Regions from separate parts of the Homo sapiens genome. Here region 1 is linked to region 2. The links are chromatin loops, found by intact Hi-C in ENCODE. Cell type or tissue: breast epithelium. All regions are shown on one strand. Each heading gives the region's core, and the rest is flanking DNA. Links, peaks and the distances in the headings are about the cores only.

Region 1 (10,196 bases), core at 3,504-8,503, 270 kb before region 2:
TCCACTAGGAATTGCCCTAGTGGGAACTTTCTGCAGTGACTTAACTCCAGGATAAGTTCTCTTCCTGGGCTCCCAAGCTCTCCAATACATTATTTGAAATCTAAGTAGAGGCCACGATACCTCCACAGCTTTGCTTTCTGCACACCTGCAGAAATAGCACCCTGTAAACACCACCAAGGTGTACCTCTGAAGCAGGAGTACGAGCTGCACTTGGGCCTGCCTGAGCCACAGCTGGGGCAACCAAAGAGTACTGTGCCAAAATGTGGGGAGCAGAGTCCCAAAGGTGGTGCAGGGCAGTGAATGCTGAGGTCCTCTGGGCACTTCTTTGGAAACCCTTCTCTCAAGGCCCTAGATGGAAAGGACATCCTGGAAGACCTCTGAAATGCCTTCAGGGTCTTTCTCCTATTCTTTTGGTAAATAGCCCCTGCCTCCCTTCTATTCTATTAGTCTCTTTAGCAAATGGTCACTTGTATACACCCTAGTTTGCTTTCCTAAACATACTCTTTCATTCTTTATGTGGCCAAGCTGGACATTTACAAAATTTGTATTTTCTGCTTTCCTTTTAATTATAAATCCCATCTTTAAAATATTTCTCTCTTCTCTCATTTTACTGTAAGTGGCCAAAAGAAGCCATACAGCACCTTGAATGCTTTGCTGCTTAGATATTTCTTCTACCAGATATCCTAGTTCATCACTCCTAAGTTCTGCCTTCCACAAAGTCCATTGTCCTCAGTGTCATCAAGTTATTTGCAACTATATAAAAGGGATGGCCTTTATTCCAGTTTCCAATGTCTTCTTCCTCATTTCTGTCTGAGACCTCTTCAGAATGGCCTTTACCACCCATATTTCTACCAACATTCTGATTATGACTACTCAAGTAGTTGCTAAGATTTTGGCTTTCCCTATGACTTTTTTCTTCTTATGAGCCCTCACCAGAATTGCCCTTAATTATGCCTAGTGTTCCATTATTGGAACACTAAGCATGTGGTAGTTATTTATATCCTAGCACTCAAGGTCATCACCAAGGTCTGATTGCAAAAATTAAAAAAAATTGCCACCTCAGGCATAAATGGGTTAATGCTTCATTTATTGCAATATAGGCTTTTTATAGCCTGACCTGCCAAATTCTGCCAACCTCTACCCATTACCTAGTCCCAAAGCCATTTCCACATTTTCAGATATTTGTTATAGCAATAGCCACACTTCTTAATACCAATTTTCTGTGTTAGTTTTGCACTGCTATAACAGAATGCCACAGACCAGGTAATTTATAATAAACAGAAATTTCTCTGGCTCATGGTTCTAGAAGCTAGGAAGTCCAATGTCAAAGGGTTGCATCTGGTGAGGACCTTCTCGCTATGTCATAACATGCAGAAGGCATCACAAGGACAAAAGAGAGAGGAAAGGAGGCCAAACCCATCCTTTTATCAGGAGCCCATTCCTGCAATAATTACGTTTCCAACACATCAACTTTGGGGGACACATTCAAATAATAGTAGGGCCTTTGGGGTTTCCCTCTGAAGAGAGGCAGGAACTGACTTACCCATGAAAAGGATTCCTGTGGCTGCTGTGCAGAGACAAGATGACAGGCAGTAAGGGTGGATGCAGAGAGATGCACGAGACCAGAGAGAGATGATGGGGCTTGGACAAGATGGCAGCAGTGAAGATGGCGAGAACTGTTAAGTTTCTGAACATATTTCAAATGAACAGCTCACAAGGAGAGAAAAAGAAGAATCAAGGGTTACAGGAAGGATTTGAACTTGAGCAACTGGAGAAAGAAACTGGAGAAAAAGGAGAGTAGTGGGAAGTCTGAGCCATCCTTTCTAGAAGGGTGGTAGAGCTCACCAACCCTCCCCAGAGGAGCAAGGATGCAATCAGAGGCCACTACCTTCTTCATCCCAAGCACAGGGAAGGCCTGTTCCTTGGGCTTCAGGTCTCCTCAGCACAGAACAGCCCTCTTCTCTTCCACTGCTCTGTTTGTGATGCTGGGAAGAGTATCCTGGGTTTGGAGCCACACTGGCCTGTGTTCAGTCCCTCACTTTACACATCCTATTATGCAGCCTCAGCCAAATGTCTTTCACTCTCCTAGTCTGTTTTCCTACCCATGTGCTACTCCACATCTGCCAGCTGTCATCTACATACACAAACACTCAGCCCCGGTAGTTCTGAGCCCCAGACCTGGTGGCCTTGAGGACCTCAGCACCCCAGGTGACCTCCCGTTATTCTGGAGAATGTTCAAGATAAGGCAGCCTCCTACATGTCCTGAGACAGGGCCATCCCTTCTTGTCCACCACAACCTCCTCATCCACATACCTCATCAGGCTCCTTTTCTCCCTTCCCAGCTGGCTGTGGCCTCCCCAACCTTCAGGGTTGTGTGTTGAGGGCAAGAGGTATCTTTTGTTCCCCAGACCACAAAATAGGCCTGTTCTTAGCAAGCACAGCTTCCTCTAGTTGTGCACCTAATCCCATGCACACCAAGGTTTCACTCACATTTTCAAAAAAATATTTCTTATGTGTCTCAAAGCATGATCTTACTGACCCTCTTCACAACCCTGTGAAGTAAACAGTGCAGATATCAAGGCTCCATTTTACAGAGAAGGATGCTTGTCCTGGGCTTGTCCACCCTGTGGAGAAGATGGGCATATGTGTGCATACAGGCGCAGCCCTTTGTTGATTGCGTAAGGTGCATGCACACTCACACAGTCCAAATGGTGCTATCTGTTTCCAGCAAGACACATTCCTGCATACCCTATAGGCAGTCTCAGACTCCCTGACAAAGTAGTTGAGGGAGGTTAGACTAGGTAATTTCCAAAACTGTTGAAATGAAGTCCTCCAAGTTCTGAAATCTCATTCTTTCTTGTCCCCCTTCTTTGATTGTGGGGCACATCCTTCCTTGTCCTGGAGGCACCAATGTCTTACAGCCCAGCACTGGTATTCACTGAACACTGAAATTTCAGGATCTGTAATAGGCTCTATACATGCAAGAAAAGATGCAAAGTCCATGACCCAGCTGGGAAGGAAAAGAGGAACCAGATGACTGACATCAAGTGGGGAATTGTCTGTCCATTTGCTTCTTCTCCTTGAGTAAAATTTTCTTTTTAAATCCTCTTTTGATACCAGCCCTGACATTTTCACATACAGTCTTCACCCAGGAAACACATCCTGAAGAAACACCACCCTTCAATTTCATGCACACTCACTGGGAACCTATTGGGTCTAATTACTGACATGCAGAAAGAAGCTCAAGCTCCATTCTTGACCCAAAGAATATGGAATAACCTGCAAACACTCTGTGTCAGAAACCAGCCCTGCTGGTGGAGGCCTCCTTGGACAAGGCTGTGGAAATATCCAGTGCCATCAGTCAGGGTCACAGAGCTCAGAAGGTTAGAGCAATTAGCCAATAAGAGAAGGCAGCCACATATTCAACCATGAGTTAAAAGCGAGATGAACCCCCTAATCAATGTGCAATCTGGAGAAAATCCCAAATGGTGTGCCACAGAATTTGAAATTTCATGAATAGTCATTTCTCTTTCTTGGAGGTATGTGAAGGTGTCTATTGAAATGAAATGCTCTCTGGGTGGAGTGGCACAGTTGGTCATTGTGGTTTCTTCTTTTTTAACCTGTCAGCATGGATTCATTAATTATTAAAGCAACATCACAAGATTGTGAGGTAATGGGACATAAAATAGATACATTCGGAGAAAGAAAAGGTTGTGGATAAGGAGTATTTGGAAGACATTCTGCACGTATTGAATTTTGGGAAAGAAAAGGAAAGAGGGAGAAATTAAGGTAAGAAAAATAGATGTTACAAACAGCATCCAAAACAAAAGGACAGAATACAAGGGGATGAGCCGGGAGACAGAGTTCTAAAACTATCCCTCCTGACACCTGCTGTGTGGCCCTGTGGGATCATCATTTCTGTCTGGAGCTTCGTGTTCTCACCCACAAACTCAGGGGTTGGGAAACGTGACTCTAAAGTCTCTTCCATCGCTGATTCCATCACGTATTAAGGTCAACTTTACCGCTAGGATTATTGTAATTACAGCAACAAAGGAGTTTTTATATAGAATTATCATCTATTTTATATAGAACTTTCTGTTTTGTAAACTCATTTAAACTCCTTATCCCACCTGATTCTTGAAAAAAAAAGCTAAGTCATATATATAGAAGTGAGAGGCCCATTTTGCAGAGCAGGGACATGTCATCTATACAGGGAAGCAGGATTGTCAGTTCTACATGTCCTATGCACTCAGAATATTGTTAGATCCAAGCACTTGCTGTTAAATGTATGTGCTAACATGCCTTTGAGGCCCTAAGAGAAAGAGACTTGGAGTCTACAGTAGGTGAAAAAAACTCTCCGCCACCTGTGGAGGCATTTCTTCCAGCCAGCCATCATGTCTCCTTCCCTGCAGGGCCCTGTGGGCATCCTCAAAGACTCATGAGATGTCCATGGGGACTCTGCTGACAACAAAGAAACATGTCTGCAGTGGTTTTCTGGGAACAGTCAACAGGTGTCCGCTGGGTTGATGGGAATGAAGCTCTGAGACAACGGAAGATTCTGGCTTCTCTGCCAGCCTGCCAGCCTGCCAGCCTGTCATGAAGCCTTTGGCTGTGTTGATCTGATCCGTTAGCCAGCAGTGAGATCAGAATTCTCTCATCTGACAAATGTTTGTAGAGCACCAGCTGTGACCAAGGCTGAAGCCAGAAATCCTGGGTCTTTTTGAGAGCTCATCCATGAGCTGTTTGACTTTGTGCAAGTTGCTAAACCTCTCTGGAGTACTCTTTTCTCATCTGTCAAACGGAGTCTATGTACCCGCTCTGGCCCTGCCCAGGACTCTTGTACAATTCAAATGAGACTGTGTCTATGAAAAGGCTTTCAAGAGCATAAGCCACTCTGTTAGCATAAAAGATGGCTGGTGGCAATGAATTTGATATTGACATGGAGGAGGAAGAAGAGAGGAGAAGAGGATGAAGGAAAAGGAAGGAGGAGGGAGAGAAAAAAGGAGGGAGAATAGGGATCTTTGAAATCTTGTCTCCTGGGGGTTGGGAGGGTCCTATCTACCTGACAAAGATACTGCAGGTTCTTTGTGTTAGACACACCAAGGCCGGGGGCGCTGATACTTTGGTGAATGCAAACTGGGAAGGTAGAAAAAGTGCAGGGAGTGAGGCACAAAAACACAGAGAGCAAATAACTTTATTCTTGCTCCTACCCTCTTACCTTTTCTCCCCCGTTATATCAAAATTGGTTTGTTTTCTCTGTGCAGTTTTGGAATGTAAAAATAATTTGTGCATTTAAATTAATCCCACCTTTAATTCTCTACCATCATTTTCCTGGGAGTTTAAATACGAATAACTGTTTGGTAACTGAATATGGACCTGCACTCTACAAACAAAATAAAGCATGTCACAAAGTCATTTCATGCCTACATGTTGATAATTAGAGGAAGGAGAAGAGAGAGAGGAAGAGAACCACCCCCAAACTCAATCACTGATGGTAGAAGAGCCTCATGGTTGGCTAGAGCAGTGAAAAGCTCAGAGCTCCAAGATTTGGCGGGTGGGTCTAAATTTAGAACTGATTTGTAGACAAATTGGAGGGAGTTCCGAGAAAAGCCACCAAAACAATTAGAGGAATGCAGCTTAATTGGCCCAGCTTGGCTAAGCAACTGCTAAGCAAGGAGCATTATAGAGTCTGTAGCCAGAGGAAACAGCATAGACTCTACTGAGGGGGAGGAACTATTTAGCTTGCAACAGAAGAGGCTCCAGAAAATAAGTAGAGCCCAGAGAAGGCAAGACACAGCTGAGGCCTGGGCCCAGCCTCTCATGGGAAGGCCCATTGGGTTTCTCTGGCCAAGAAGTTAAACCCCTTTGTGGGTCATTCCACCCCAAGTATTCCTGAAAACGATGCATCATTATTTAATTTAATTTTCACAACCCCCCTGCAAGGCAGATGTGTTTATTCCATTTTTACAGATGAAGAAACAGAAGCTCAGGGATGCTGAGTAACTTACCCAATATCTCTTGGTCATAAAATAAAGATTTAAACTCAGATCTGATTAGTTTTAAAGCCTATGCTCATCTCTGTGACACAATAGAACTTCCTGGGAGATGTGACAAGAAATGAAGAAACAGAAATAAAAGCCCCTATAGCTGAGGCTCCCAATGCTTCTTACGCAGTTAAAGGCTACATAAGTGGGAAGGCAAAAGAAGCCCAACTCTCTAAGGTGTACTCTGTCACACTGTAGTGCCTTAGAACAACCGGGCTCCCAGCCTTAGCCCTCTTGTCTCCTGAGATCTTGTTGCTCTTCCCAAACTAGCTGACTTCTTTCCACTTACTCCAGACCTAATAACCCTCTGACGTCCCAGCTGTGGCATAGCTGGAAGAAAACGGACTTCAGGTCAGACAGACCTGGTTTTCAATTCTACCTTTTTTAATTTTTCATTTTTTTGAGACAAAGTCTTGCTCTTTTGCCCAGGCTGGAGGGCAATGGTGCCATCATGGCTCTCTGCAATTTCAACTTACAGGGCTCTAGCAAGCTTCCTGCCTCAGCCTCCCATGTAGGTGGAACCACAGGTACTTGCCGCCAAGCCCAGCTAATTTTTTTGTTTGAATTTTTAGTAGAGATAACGTCTCGCTATGTTTCCCAGGCTGGTCTGAACTCCCAGGCTCAAGTGATCATCCCACCTGGGCCTCCCAAAGTGCTAGAATTACAGGCATGAGCCACTGCACCTCGCCATCAATTTTACTTTTTCAAAAAAAAATTGTGTGACCTTACCCAAGTTACTCAATTTCTCTAGGCCTGAGCTTACTCACCGCTTAAACAGAGCTCTTTTTTTTTTTTTTTTTGAAATGGAGTCTCCCTCTGTCGCCCAGGCTGAAGTGCAGTGGTGCGATCTAGGCTCACTGCAAGCTCCACCTCCCGGGTTCACGTCATTCTCCTGCCTCGGCCTCCCGAGTAGCTGGGACTACAGGCGCCCGCCAGCACGCCTGGCTAATTTTTTGTATTTTTAGTAGAGATGGGGTTTCACCGTGTTAGCCAGGATGGTCTCGATCTTCTGATCTCGTGATCCGCCTGCCTCAGCCTCCCACAGTGCTGGGATTACAGGTGTGAGCCACTGTGCCCAGCCTAAACAGAGCTACTTAAGTCTACCTTCCAAAATTGTTGGAGGAGCAAATGAGATAGTGAGCATAAATGTGCTTTGTAAATTGCAAAGTACTGAATGCAAGAGGATGTTATTGGTGATGGTATTGTAAGTTGCATTCTAAGTCACTGTAGACAATGTTGACCTTCACTGGGTTTCTCTCACTTCAGACTTGCACCTGATCCAGCCATCCCCAGAGCCGTACCTGCTCTGGTATGAGATGGGGGTTGGCCTAAAATCAGAGCAAACCAGAGACAGCTCTGAAAGCAGGCAGCTGGTGAACACCAAAGTTAAGACTGAGTCAGCCATCTGATAGATGGCCTACGTCAGAATAGGGCAGAATGCCAGCACTGGGACACATAGTGGAGGGCCAATGGCAGCCTGGAATCCAGAGACACATGAAACAGACAATGCAAATGGTGTAGGAAACGCGAGCTAAGATCTAGCAAGATGACTTGCATCTGAGACACAGCAGGATCTTCCTGATGGGACAGTGTCCAAAGATGGGACATTGGGACTTGGCTGGAATAGGGATGAAAATTTGAATAGAAAATAATAGTACTAGGTGCTGTCTGGCCCTTACAGAGGTCTTTAAAACTCCCTGAATATTGATTTATTAGCAGGCCTAGGGAATGGGGTTTTCTAAGGCTGTGCAGATACTGAGAATAATCTTCAGTCTTTGGAGAAATGAAGAACCATAGCAAGTGTAGCAGTCAGGGAGGTGCACAGACTAGGAATCAAGAATCTGAGGCTTGTTCTTTCTCACTGTATTGACCTTTTCAAAATTACTTATTACCCTTCAGTTCTCTCTTCTATGTGCAAATTACACAAAAGTCAACACTTATTCAGATGAAGTGCCTACTGTGTGGCTGGCTTTCGTCTAAGCACTTCACATGACTGACTCTTGTCCTCCTCAGAGTAACCCTACGGGAAGCTGCCATCATTATCACCATTTCACCAAGGCCCAGAGAGAAAACCTGACCAAGAGGCAAAGCTGAGATTGCAACCTGAGCTTTCTAGCTCAGAAACCCACCCTTAGCCACTGCATGCTGCAACCTTTTAAATAGATCCTGAAAGAGATGATTTCTGAGGCTCTTTACAAAAGCACAAAACATCAGTGATGGGCGAGCCCTTGAAGATAACCTAGCCACAATGTGCTTTTTTTTTTACCAATGAGGGGACCCAGAGAGACAATCAAGTGCCCAGCAGTGAACAGGCATCTCGCTCTAAAAATCTGTCACTGCATGATTCAAAACCACTGGAAAGAGGAAAATTCATTTATCAGCCAGATGTTCCATGGACATCACAGCTGTGCCTGCACATACAATTGCTGCATCTGCAGTGGATGTTTTGATATTATCAAAAACCTTTCTCCGTCCTCATCTCAGGTCCTTTGTATATCCTGGCCACAAAACCTAAGCAGTGATTCTTGACTTTTGTGGTTTGCAGATGCTTTTGGGGATCTTGTGAAATGTGTGAACTACTTTGCAGGTAAAAATAGACATACACTTCAATTTGGGGAAAGGGGATTATGAACTCTCTGAAACTCTCCCGTGAATCTCTAGGGGTCTGTAAGCTGCAAATTATAAAACTTCTGCTACAGATAATGAGAACACCAGAGCACAGCAGAATGGAAAGAAGAGATGGATTCTGAAGAGTCTCTCAGGAGATGGAAGGCCAAGCAATAGGGTCAAAGACCTTCTACTCCCTGAGTTGAACAGAAGACAGAGGAGAGGGCAGTGGAAGGTCTTTGATTCTGCTACTTGACCTTCTGTCTCCTGAGAGATGCTTCAGAAGCTGCTCTGTTCTTTCCATTCTACCCTCCTCCTTCACTTTGGTCCGGGGTAGAGATTTCCTGCTCGCAGTCCAGTCCTATCTACACCCATCCTTAAGCTTACTCACCACGTACACAGAGCTAATTAAGTCTACCTTCCAAGATTGTTGGAGAAGCAAATGAGATAGCAAGCATAAAAGTGCTTTGTAAATCGCAAAGTGCTGAATGCAAGTGGATGTTATCAGTGATGGTATTGTAAGTTGTATTCTAACTCACTATAGACAATGCTGACCCCCTCTAAGCTTCCCTCACTTCAGGCTTGTGCCTGACCCAGCCATCTCCAAAGTTACATATGCCCCGGTATGAGATAGAGGCTGGCCTAAAATCAGAGCAAACCAGAGAAGGCTCCGGCAGCTAGTGAACACCAAGGTTAAGACTAAGTTAACCATCGGACAGATGATCTTTGTCAGAATAGGGCAGAATGCCAGCACTGGGACACAGAGCAGGGGGTCAATGGTGACCTGAAATCCAGAGATACATGGAACAGATAATGCAAGTGGTATAGGAAAAGCAAGCTAAGATAGAATGGAAGTTCCATGAGGAGGGGCCCTCCTTGGTCTTGTGTGCTGGTGTGTCCTCAGTGCGCACCACAGTACCTGGCACGAGTCCAGAGCCCAGAAGACACTTGTGGGATGATGGTTTGTTTACTGTACAGGAGCCAGAGAATGGGAAACTTTGCACATTATCAATTTATTCTTGTCCTTGATTTTTCCTTCTTAGGTATAGGAGCAGAGGCAGGGCAGGTATGGCAGATGACCTAGGTTAGCTCAGGTTTCTCTAGGAACAGACCCTGAGATGAGGATTCTTGTGTGAGTGATCTGTTGAAGGTGCAAGCAAACTAAAACAAAAGCTGTAAGGATGTGAGGGAAGGGGGACCGAGCAAGGAGAGGGGCTCAGCAAAGCTACAGTCATTCTCAGCTTGATCCCAGGAATATCAATATGTACAAATAGCATCACAGAGTGGCCCCACTTTGAGACAAGGGCATCAGGCTTTTGTGCCCCTATATCAGTCAAGACATAAGATCTGAGACATTTCCTGGTGAGGTGGCTCCTATCAGGGCCAGCAGAGAACAATTCTCAGGAGACAGGTGCAATGGTGGGTTGTGAGACCCACTACCCCTAGCAGCTGGGGGGATGGCCCAGAAAGGATATTGGAGTGAGACACCAGCTGTCTGCTACATACTCTAAGTGCCAACTCAGATCGATTGATGGCGGCTGCCGA
Region 2 (10,196 bases), core at 2,631-7,630:
AACGACTTTGGCATCCTATATTTCTACAACATGTATTACGTTGAATATATATGTCCATTTACACACCATGTCTTCTAATACACTAGCTCCTTGAGGGTAGGGAATTGGTCACATTCATTCTGACATCCCCAGTGCAGTGCAGAGTACATGATAGGTGGAAAATCCATTTCATTGTGGTTAATCAAACAAACGAATAATATATAAATGCATTTCTTGGATTTTCATTGACTTAAAGCATATACCAGGTAACTACTGTATATTTATGACTATCCAATGTATAGGATGCTGTGCTGGGCACTCTAGTTGCAACAGAGAATAAAAGGCCATCCCAAATCTCAAGCCTTGGAAACTGTACTAAGCACTTTGAGAATCAATGGAGGAAGACATTTCAAGTCTGGAAAATTAGGGAGGCTTCAGAAAGAAGGCAAGACTTGAGTGGGGCCTTGAAGAAATGGGAAGATAATTGGAAAGGAAGGAGGCTGATATTCTGAGAGTGAGGAACAATACGGTCAGAAGTGTGGTGGAGGGATTGAGGGTGATACAAGGAAGATGATGGGTTGGCTTTTTTGGTTGAAGAGAAGGCTCCCTGTTGAATAGCACTGGGAGGTGAGTTTGAGAGAAACTGATAGGTAACTGTAATGATACCTGACTCATTGACTAAGAGGTCTAGGCTTTCTTATATAGAAAATGAGAAAATATGGGGAAGTATTTGTACATGCCCAAATTGGGCAAGCACTTGGGAGATGAGTTAAACATTTAAAGGTTATTGTGATGGGTCTGGAAGAAGGGAATGGGATCTACACTGAGCAGTGTTGTGGGTGTGGAAGAAAGGAACAAAGTAAAAGAAATTACACAGGAATAATTGCCAAAAGTCAGCAATGGACTGACTTTGGAAATGGGGACAAGGCAGTGAGACAGAGAAAACTGTGCTAAAAGTCCTAATTGAATACGAATAAAGAAAATAGGAGGCCCTTTGGGGAAAAAGTTCATCAGCAATTCTACAGGCCCTCCCCAGCTCTGGGAGCTGCTGGTTTTCCTCAAGGGAAAAGGGGTGTTTGGGTTGAGAAGTGTATATTCAGCAGTGGCTTCATTGCTAGACAACTGAGTGCTTGCTTGTGTCAGGTACTAAGGGCCTTACATTCAGCTCTTCACTGAATTCTCATGACAAACCATGGAGGCAGATATTATTTTCTCCATTTCATAAGTGAAGAATTTGAGGCTCAGAGAGGTTAAATAAATTGCCTGTCATTAGCCAGTCAAGCATTTTATCTGACTCCACTATTTGACAAACATAACAATGAGGGATAGTTGGGAAAGATGCGTGAACTGGTGGTCACAGAGCCCAGAGTTTCAATCTTATTCACATTAGCTATAGATCTCTGATATTGGTCAAGTTAATGACCTCGATTTCCTTGCTCATAAAATGGGTATAATGGTGATTACTCTGTTTACCTCATAGGGTTTTACTGGTAAAAATCAAAATGGGATGACATATTTGAAATCATTCTGTAAATGGTGACATGCTGCAGGAATGCACAACAGATACAATCTCTGAAATGACCAAAAAATGTCTTGCTGCCAAGATTTAGACCACTTGCTCTGTGACCTTGACCAAGTTTCTTAACCTCTCTGGATCTCAATTTTCTTATCTACAGAGGAAGGGCTCTCCTGAGAATTAAGTAGGATAAAACAGAATTTATAATATTCTCTACCTATCAGCTTTTCCTTGTTTTCCCCATCTCAGAAATGGATGATCTCAGTAGTGATGTTACCAGCCCCCCAACTGCACTGGCCAAAACCTAGCAGTCATAATCATCCATTCCTTCCATCCTCAAATCCTATACATTCTAACACCAAAATATAGTTCAAATCTCTCCACTGTTTCCCATCACCACTGCCCCTCCTTCAATCCACTCCACCACATCCTTTGCTTGGATTATAGCCATGATCTTCTACCAATCTTTCTCATACCCACTTGCTGCTCTGTCCTCCATTGAGAGGTCAGAGTAACCTTTTTAAAACCACAAGTATAAGGGTACCATTATCCTAGTTAAATCGCCACCCATCACTCCTAAAATCACTTTCTAAGTCTTCGCACCCCCAAGGCCTTCTGTGATCTTGATGTTGACTGCATTCCTGTCTTGCTCTCAGGGCATTCTCCATTCCCCATGCACCACCCTTCAGCCAGTCAGGCCTTCTTTTAGTTCCTCTGAACACCATTGTCCTTTCTGCCTCAAGATCTCCATGCAAGCCATCCTCTCTTCCTAGAATGTTTCCCTGATATTCTCCATCCAACAGCTTCTGTTCAGCCTGCAGGTACCATCTTTAAAGTTGTCTCCTCTGCAGAGCCTTCTCTTACTATCCCAAACCTGTTTAGGTCACCTTGTGTTGTGCTCTGAGACATCCTTCCTCTCCTTCTCCCTATCAGTTATCACAGGTTCATTTTTTGAGTTATTTGTGTGAATATCTGCTTATTGTCTGCTTTCCTCACTGGACTATGAGCTCCACAGAGCCAAGATCTAGCTTTCTTGTTTGTTTGTTTGTTTGTTTGTTTCTTGTGGCATCACCAGTGCTCAGACCCTAATAGGTACTCAATAGATACGTGCCTGATGATGGAAAGCATGTCAGGCGGAAAGCATCAAGCACAGAGCCCGGAAAGAAGTCAGCATTCACCCCCTCTTCTTCCCTCCCCTCTCCTCTATCTGTTGTGGCTCTGGACTGGGCAGGAATCCCAGACTGTCAGGGACAATGGCAAGTTATGTCACATCTCTTTTCAGGGTGGTTCTCTTGTGATATTCCTGGTGAATGGAGTGAGAAGGGCAGCAGGCAGGCTGGAAGTCTGTAGGAATGATTAGCATGGGCTTCATATCTCCTTTCCCATGGTTTTTTTCTTTGGGAGACAGAAACAGTCTTTGTGCTGTCAAAGATGCTGTTAGAACGACTGATCCCTGGGCTCCTCTCTTAATGGGGAGAAGAGAACACAAAGGTGGGTTCAGTGACTTGGCCAAGGGATGACAGGAAATGCTGAGATGAGAGCAATGATATCCCAGTGGAAGGCTTCCTCGGGAAGCAGCAGGCACCCAGTCTTGGTGTCTTGATTCTGTACACACAGATCTAGGTAGGTTAGGGAATCCCTTGCCTCCCAGCCCCAGGTCAGAATACAATGCCTCCTCATATTTGCAGGGCTCTGTCATATACTGTATCCTGCTACAGTCCAGCAGGCAGGCAATAAATGGGGTTAGGAGTGAATCATAAGAACAGCACTGTCAGAACACCAGCCCCAGACTGTTATCCTCATTCACCTGATGTGGAAATTGAGGGGCAGAGAGTCAAGTTGCCCAGTGATAATGCACAGACACTTAGCCATGTGAAAAAAAAACCCTTGCTCTGTCCATAACCTTGTTCTGCTTCTGAAATAGTAACATCCACTGCAAAGGCCAAATTAATGAGAAGAGGTCTTCTCTGAGGGAAAATACAGTGCTTGATTTAATGACACAAGGGCACCAAACCTCTCAGGAGCCCCCAATTTTCTCTGTGAGAGATGGTTAACACAGGAGGACCCAGTTCACCATCGAGATCTTTTACATACTCCAAATTCCTACAGCCCTTACAATATGCCTCTGACCCAGAGTCTAACCCAAGATTACAGAAGGTTTTTGACTTTTGATTGCTGTATAATATATATGTAAGAGAGTACACTGCTCACTGAATTCTCACCAAGTGAACACCTTCATGTTACTAATGCCCAAAGCAAAAACAAGAATATTACCAGCACCAATGAAACACTTTCCACGCTTGTTTCTAGTAACTCCCACTGCCAACTACAACTATAATTACCGTTCTGACTTATAATAGCATAGATCAGCTTTGCCTGTTTTTGTACCTTATATAAAGATGGAATCATATAGTACACACACTTTTGTGTCTGGTTTATTTCTTTTTTGGGGCGGGGGTGTGGTGGGGAGAGAAGTCTCACTCTGTCACCCAGGCTGGAGTGCAGTGGCACAATCTTGGCTCACTGCAACCTCCGCCTCCCAGGTTCAAGTGATTCTCCTGCCTCAGCCTCCCAAGTAGCTGGGATTACAGGCGTCTGCCACCACAGCTGCCTAATTTTTGTATTTTTAGTAGAGACAGGGGTTTCACCAAGTTGGCCAGGTTGGTCTTGAACTCCTGACCTCAAGTGATCCATCCACCTTGGCCTCCCAAAGTGCTGGGATTATAGGCGTGAGGCACCGTGCCCGCCTGTGTCTGGCTTCTTTCACTCAACCTTAGATTTGTGAGACTCTTCCATATTGTTGCCTGTAGTCATGGATCATTCATTCTCACTGTTGTATAGTACTCTACTGTATGACTATACCGCAATTTATTTATTCATTCTGCATGGAAGGTCACCTCAGCACTTTCCAGTCTGTGGCTAGTAGGAATAGTGCTGCTGTGAATATCCTTGTACAAGGCTTTCGGTGAACATATGCATCCACTTCCGTTGAATATATACCTGGGAGCAGAATGGTTATGTCATAGGGTAGCCATATGTTTCACTTTAGCAAATACTGCCAGTTTTCCAAAACAGTTGTACTAATTTGCACTCCTACCAGCAGCATGTGAGAGTTCAGTTATGTCTTGTTTGTTAAATTATTCTCTGGTTATTTGTGGGTATGTTCAGAAAGTATAAGAGATAGTCACAGTCTCAAATACTCCAGTCCCTTGTTCTCTTGAATTATCATACCATGTACTAAATTCTAATTGTTCAGATATCTCTGACTCCTAAAAGAGCACTGTACACACATCAGCTCATTTTCCCACTAATCTTTGCTCATCTTTCATGATGCTATTCAAGTACTACCTCCTCTGAGAAGCCTCCTCCGAGAAGCCTCCTCCAACTCGTGCCCAGCCTGGGTGAGATGCTCCTTCTCTTTGCTCCCTCTGCTCTTCCTGCTCTCCCAGTCCATCTTATTCATTTTGTTGGCACCCATCTCCCCTATCAGTCTATTAGACAGTAACATTGTTGGAAGGAGGTATTGGGTCTGAACCATCTCTGTCTTCAGTACTTAATTCTGTATACAGCTCAAGGTAGGCTTTCAGAAAATTATGGATGAATGAATGAATGAATGAATGAATCTTTCTACTGGTTGTTAAGTTTATTGAAGGCAGAGGTCAAGAATTCTAATTCTCTTGTACCTATCGGTGGATTAATTGGGCACACAGCAGGCACTTAATAGAAGCATGCTGCAATGAACCGATGGGAATTACAAATCACCACCTCCACTTGCTCAAGGGAAGACTCTTCTGGCAAACCACCAGAGCAGGGCCATGAAAACAAGGCTCTCATTCGGCTGGATTTTGGCAATATTTGGATCTTCCTTCCAACTGGCTTTGCTACTGTCACTCGGAAGGCAGACCGGGGTGATTCAGACTCATTCCTCACCCACACACAGAGCTGGCTTTGCTCCACTTTCAGCCTGCCTCAGTCTCTGATCTCCCAAGATCTGAAGTTCAAGAGCTAGGATAGTGGGGATGGAAATGAAGACAAACCCACCTTCTCCACTCCCACGTGTTCAAGAGCAGATGCACAAGAGGGTTCATTCATTCTGGACCGGTTCCACCACTGTTATGTGTCACTCTCTAGGGGTGGAACACAGAGCCATGGATCCACTGTGGTCCTTCCCAGGATCCAGACAGCTGACAGGGAAGCCATGGCGTCTCAGGTAGACTGAGACTGGATGTTACCACCACTGTTCCCACTACAGTTTAACTTCTAATGCTGTGAAATGTCTGGTCCAAACCAGCCTGCCTGCAATCTGCCAATGGCTTGAAGGAGAGCTGCACATTTTCAATGCTCTAGTTAAGCTGGCAGCATGCTTCACATTAAGGGGTTGTAAACTCAGCAAAAAGAAAATGCATAATGAAAGTTTAGTATGTATCTTTGATCCATGTAAGAAGGAATCATTTCTACCAAAAATTTGATACAGGGTAATCACAACCTGTTTCCTCTGATGACTAAAAAAAGCTGTTTTTAATCCTTACCTCCAGCAAGAAGCAAAATGGTTCCCTCTAGGAAGAAGCAAAATAATAATAATAATAAATGCTAGAAATATAATCTTTAATCTTTTATGTGCCCAGAGGTACTACATAGGAATAAGTATTTTAATGCAACTAAATGATAAACATTTTAAACTGTGGCACAGAAGCAATAAGCAGGCCTTTATATTTTTACAGAGGCTTGGTTTCTGTTTTAGTTCTGACACAAAAATGCTGTGCATTCCTGGGTAAGTTGATTTCCTTTCTGAGCCTCAGGTTTCACATTTGTAAAAATGAATGGGTGAACTTAAATGGTCCCCTCTATCTTTAACATGCTAAGAATGTGCAAGACTAAGGTTTTTGTAGCTCTGCAGCAAAAACTAATCATCCATTTATTAAATGTAAAATATTACACTTAGGCTCGAGGAAATAATGGCACACGTATTTATTCAACTAATAGTTACTTTATGCCTGCTATGTGCTAGGTGCTGAGATACAGACATACAAGCACGACCCTGCTAAAGTGAAACATGTGGCTACCCTGTGACATAACCATTCTGCTCCCAGGTATATATTCAACGGAAGTGGATACATATGTTCACCGAAAGCCTTGAACAAGGATATTCACAGCAGCGCTATTCCTAGTAGCCACAGACTGAAAAGTGATGAGGTGACCTTCCATGCAGAATGAATAAATAAATTGTAGTGTAGAATACTATACAACAGTAAGAACGAATGGTACTGCCTACAGGACCTCAGGGTAGAGTAAGGATGGCAAGCACTTTATGACACCCACAAAAAAATCAGTTATAAGAGTGCAGTGGGCACAGAGAGCCATGAACTCCCTGGGGTGACAGGATAGGATTTTCAGGGGAGAGAAACTTGAGTGGTCATGAAGTCTGCATTTCCAGGAAAAGCAAGGAGAGAGAAGATGGGTGTTTGTAGCTCCAATAGAGAACAGACACATCATGGCTTAAGAGTTCCACATAGGAAAGCAAATCACTTATGGAATCCAACCAACTCTAAACTCAGAATGAGCCGACGAGATGATGTGTTCGCAACCAACAATAACAACAAAACCCTCAAACAGGATACTGTCCACCTCAACTCCATACTAACCTGGCACTGGCACCAGCTCTGTCTCCAACTGGCTCCCTGACTTCGGGCAATCCCACCACCTTCCCTAGGTCTGTTTTGTTGTCTATAGAACCAGAGGGTGGGCTGAGATAGTGTGGGAAGCCTGTTAACTCCTTCCGTAAGAGTGAGGCACCAAGAGCTATCGCAATAAAAATGAAACCCTTTAAAGCTTGAAAGACTCAGGCTGTGCTAAGCCCACCAGCTGAAATAAGAATGCCTCAACAAACAACATTAATAAAAAAGACAGTAACAGAGCTTCTCCTTAAAAAAATACCTCAAAATTTACAAGAGGATTTTATAGAGAGCCCTCTTAGAAGGGAGGAAATGTCTGTTTGGAAGATGTTCAGCTTCTGATTTTATCCAAACATTTTCTCACACGCAGGGCTGGTATGGGTGTCAGATGCTGCTGAGGCTGGTGTGGCTTCTATTAACTCCTGCTTTTTACTGCTCCACGAGCTCCTTATTAGACTCATCCCAGGGATTCATCCCAGGTTGCACATGAATTACTTCCTCTGGAGGCCCTGAGTTTGCTTGGTTGTTCTTAGCTCCTTCCCCAAAGATTTTTCCCCCAAATCCTAGAGTTTTCCTAGACCAAGAAAGGGATGAATACGATGTAGTATTTGATAGTACAACAGAGTGACTATAGTCAACAATAATTTACTGTACATTTAAAAGTAATTAATGGAGACCAGGCACAGTGGCTCATGCCTCTAATCCCAGCACTTTGGGAGGCCGAGGAGGGTAAATTGCTTGAGCCCAGAAGTTCAAGACTAGCTACGGCAACATGGTGAAACCCCATCTCTACAAAAAATACAAGAATTAGCTAGGTGTGGTGGTGTGCACCTGTAGTCCAAGCTACTTCTGGATTGTTTATAATACAAAGAAAGGATAAATGCTTGAGGTGGTGAATACCCCATTTACCCCAATATAATTATTACACATTGTATGGCTGTATCAAAATATCTCATGTAACCCATAAATATATGCATCTATTATGTACCCATAAAAATTAAAAATTAAAACTTTTTTAAAGGAGGGTGGTCTGAATCCCACATGAACACAGGGAAAACACAAACTCTTCCCCATCCATCACTGGCTGTCCTAGGGTGTGGTTGTCATCAGCTGGTCCTTCTCAGACCAATAGATTGTCCTGGGCAGCTACGTGTCCCAATCCTGATGTGGGATACTATGGACCCTTGAAGCAGGAAGAGCCACTCCCTCAGTGCTGAAGATGTCCAGAACTACCCCAATGGATGCATGAAAGTCTAGTTTTTGGGGGTTTATTTTTTTGAGACGGAGTCTCGCTCTGTGACCCAGACTGGAGTGCAGTGGTGTGACTGTGGCTCGCTGCAAGCTCCGCATCCCGGGTTCAAGTGATTCTCGTGCCTCAGCCTCCTGAGTAGCTGGGACTACAGGCATGTGCCACCACACCTGGCCATGTTGGTCAGGCTGGTCTCAAACTCTTGATCTCAAGGGATCTGCTCACCTCAGCTTCCGAAAGTGCTGGGATTACAGGCGTGAGCATAGTTTTTAATGGCCTGCCATTTTAGTCCTTCCCACAGACTTTCTCCATCTTTCTGGCTGCCCCAGTTTTGCTCCTGGTGACCATTCTTTGAGGACCTGGAATCACTTTCCTTCCCTAATCATCAGCTCTCTCCAGAAAAGGAACAGCTTTTTCCCGCTCAAACTTCAAAACCAAAAGGGCCTTCTTGTGTCCTCTTTCCTGCTCAATGCAGCTGTCCCCAACCATTGTAAGAGATGGGAAGCTACCATTTATCCCCAGGGTGCCTTACACACACGACCCTCCACAGGGCACCTCCAGGATCTCAGGGGATTTACCTTCCTCACGGTGAGAACTCTCACTAGAGCAAAGAAGGAAAATAAAAGCAAGTCATCCTGCTATATTTATTTACTCCCTTAATTAAAGTCATGAGAAACAAAACCTGTTGCTCAGTGGGCAGGAGCTTAGAAAGCTTCTCCCCTGGAAAACTATTTGGCTGTGCAATTGTGGTGTGTCACCCAAACGAGGGAGGGCAGCAGGGAGGCAACCCACTTACTGTCATCAATTTCTAGGAGTGAAAGAAAGCTGAGTGCAGATTAGGACCTTATTTTGGCACCAAATCCTCATCACAGCTCTGCAGTAGGCGAAATCAGTTCCATGGTAAGACAGGCTCAGTGGTAGCAGGCAGCCTGGAACCCAAACTCACATGCAAATGGAGAAGATTATATCTCTTCCTAAGAATAGGCTTTGTTAAAGACGAGAGAAGAAAGCAAGAAGGCCCTGGAAACCCAAAGAGCATGTCTGGAAATGGGAAGGAAGGGGAGGAGGGCAAGCCCCCTCGAAGAGAAAGAGGAAAGCAGTAAGGGGAAGCTAAATTCCAAATCCACCCACCCCGCAATGTCGCTGGAGGCTGCCAGCTGCTGCCTTAACGATGTTTAATCTCTGTAATGAATGTCAGACTCTACCCAAATGCGACCGTCAGCTCTTTCCTAAAGACGGTGACTTTGCTTATGCTGGAGGTTTCATTCCCTAGGAGCTTCTCAATCTTTTCTCCTTGCCCCACCTACAAGCTCATATATAAACATATCCTACACACACACACACACACACACACACACACACACACACACACTCATCTCCACACGTCCAAATCCATTTCACAAAAATCAAAAGCCCAGCTGAAATTCCATCTCCTCCGTGAAGTCCTCTTGGATTTCCTAGTCAGCTGTGTTTTTCTCTTGTTCTGAGAGCCTGTGGTATCTTCTCTGACCTTCTTTTATGGGATTCTTGTCTTACTGTCATCGGTGAATGTGTTTTATCTCCCTACTAGATTGTAAACTTCTTGCCTACAAGAGTGAGGTCTTATTTATCTCTGATTCCACATGGTACTCAGCACAGTACCTGGCCTTGAAAAACATCTGTCGACTTTTTATTATTCTCCTAAGCTGAAAGTCATTTGGGTGGAAAGGAATTGTAAAAAGGAGAAGGAATTTTCATTGGGTGTCCCTTAGATGAAGGTCTTGGACAGAGCTTTGAAAAT

What was found. A loop is a pair of places that touch in the nucleus more often than their neighbours do. Peaks named below come from ENCODE experiments on the same cell type or tissue, not always from the same donor. Only the 100,000 strongest peaks of a DNase experiment are listed, where the experiment ranks them.
Region 1: a loop joins it to region 2, with 5 times the contacts of the local background. A loop is called at or near these places in 1 of 110 quality-filtered maps.

The regions. Positions count from the first base shown.
Region 1 is chr17:33,591,476-33,601,671 of GRCh38, reverse strand. It overlaps a transcript of ASIC2 not described here. Among named protein-coding and RNA genes, the nearest start is that of ASIC2-AS1, 38 kb to the right of the region's middle. In breast epithelium, for the core only: no CTCF peak of the experiment used is centred there; a DNase peak (open chromatin) is centred at 5,612.
Region 2 is chr17:33,317,479-33,327,674 of GRCh38, reverse strand. It overlaps a transcript of ASIC2 not described here. Among named protein-coding and RNA genes, the nearest start is that of ASIC2, 29 kb to the right of the region's middle. In breast epithelium, for the core only: no CTCF peak of the experiment used is centred there; a DNase peak (open chromatin) is centred at 5,355; H3K27me3 peaks cover 322 bases.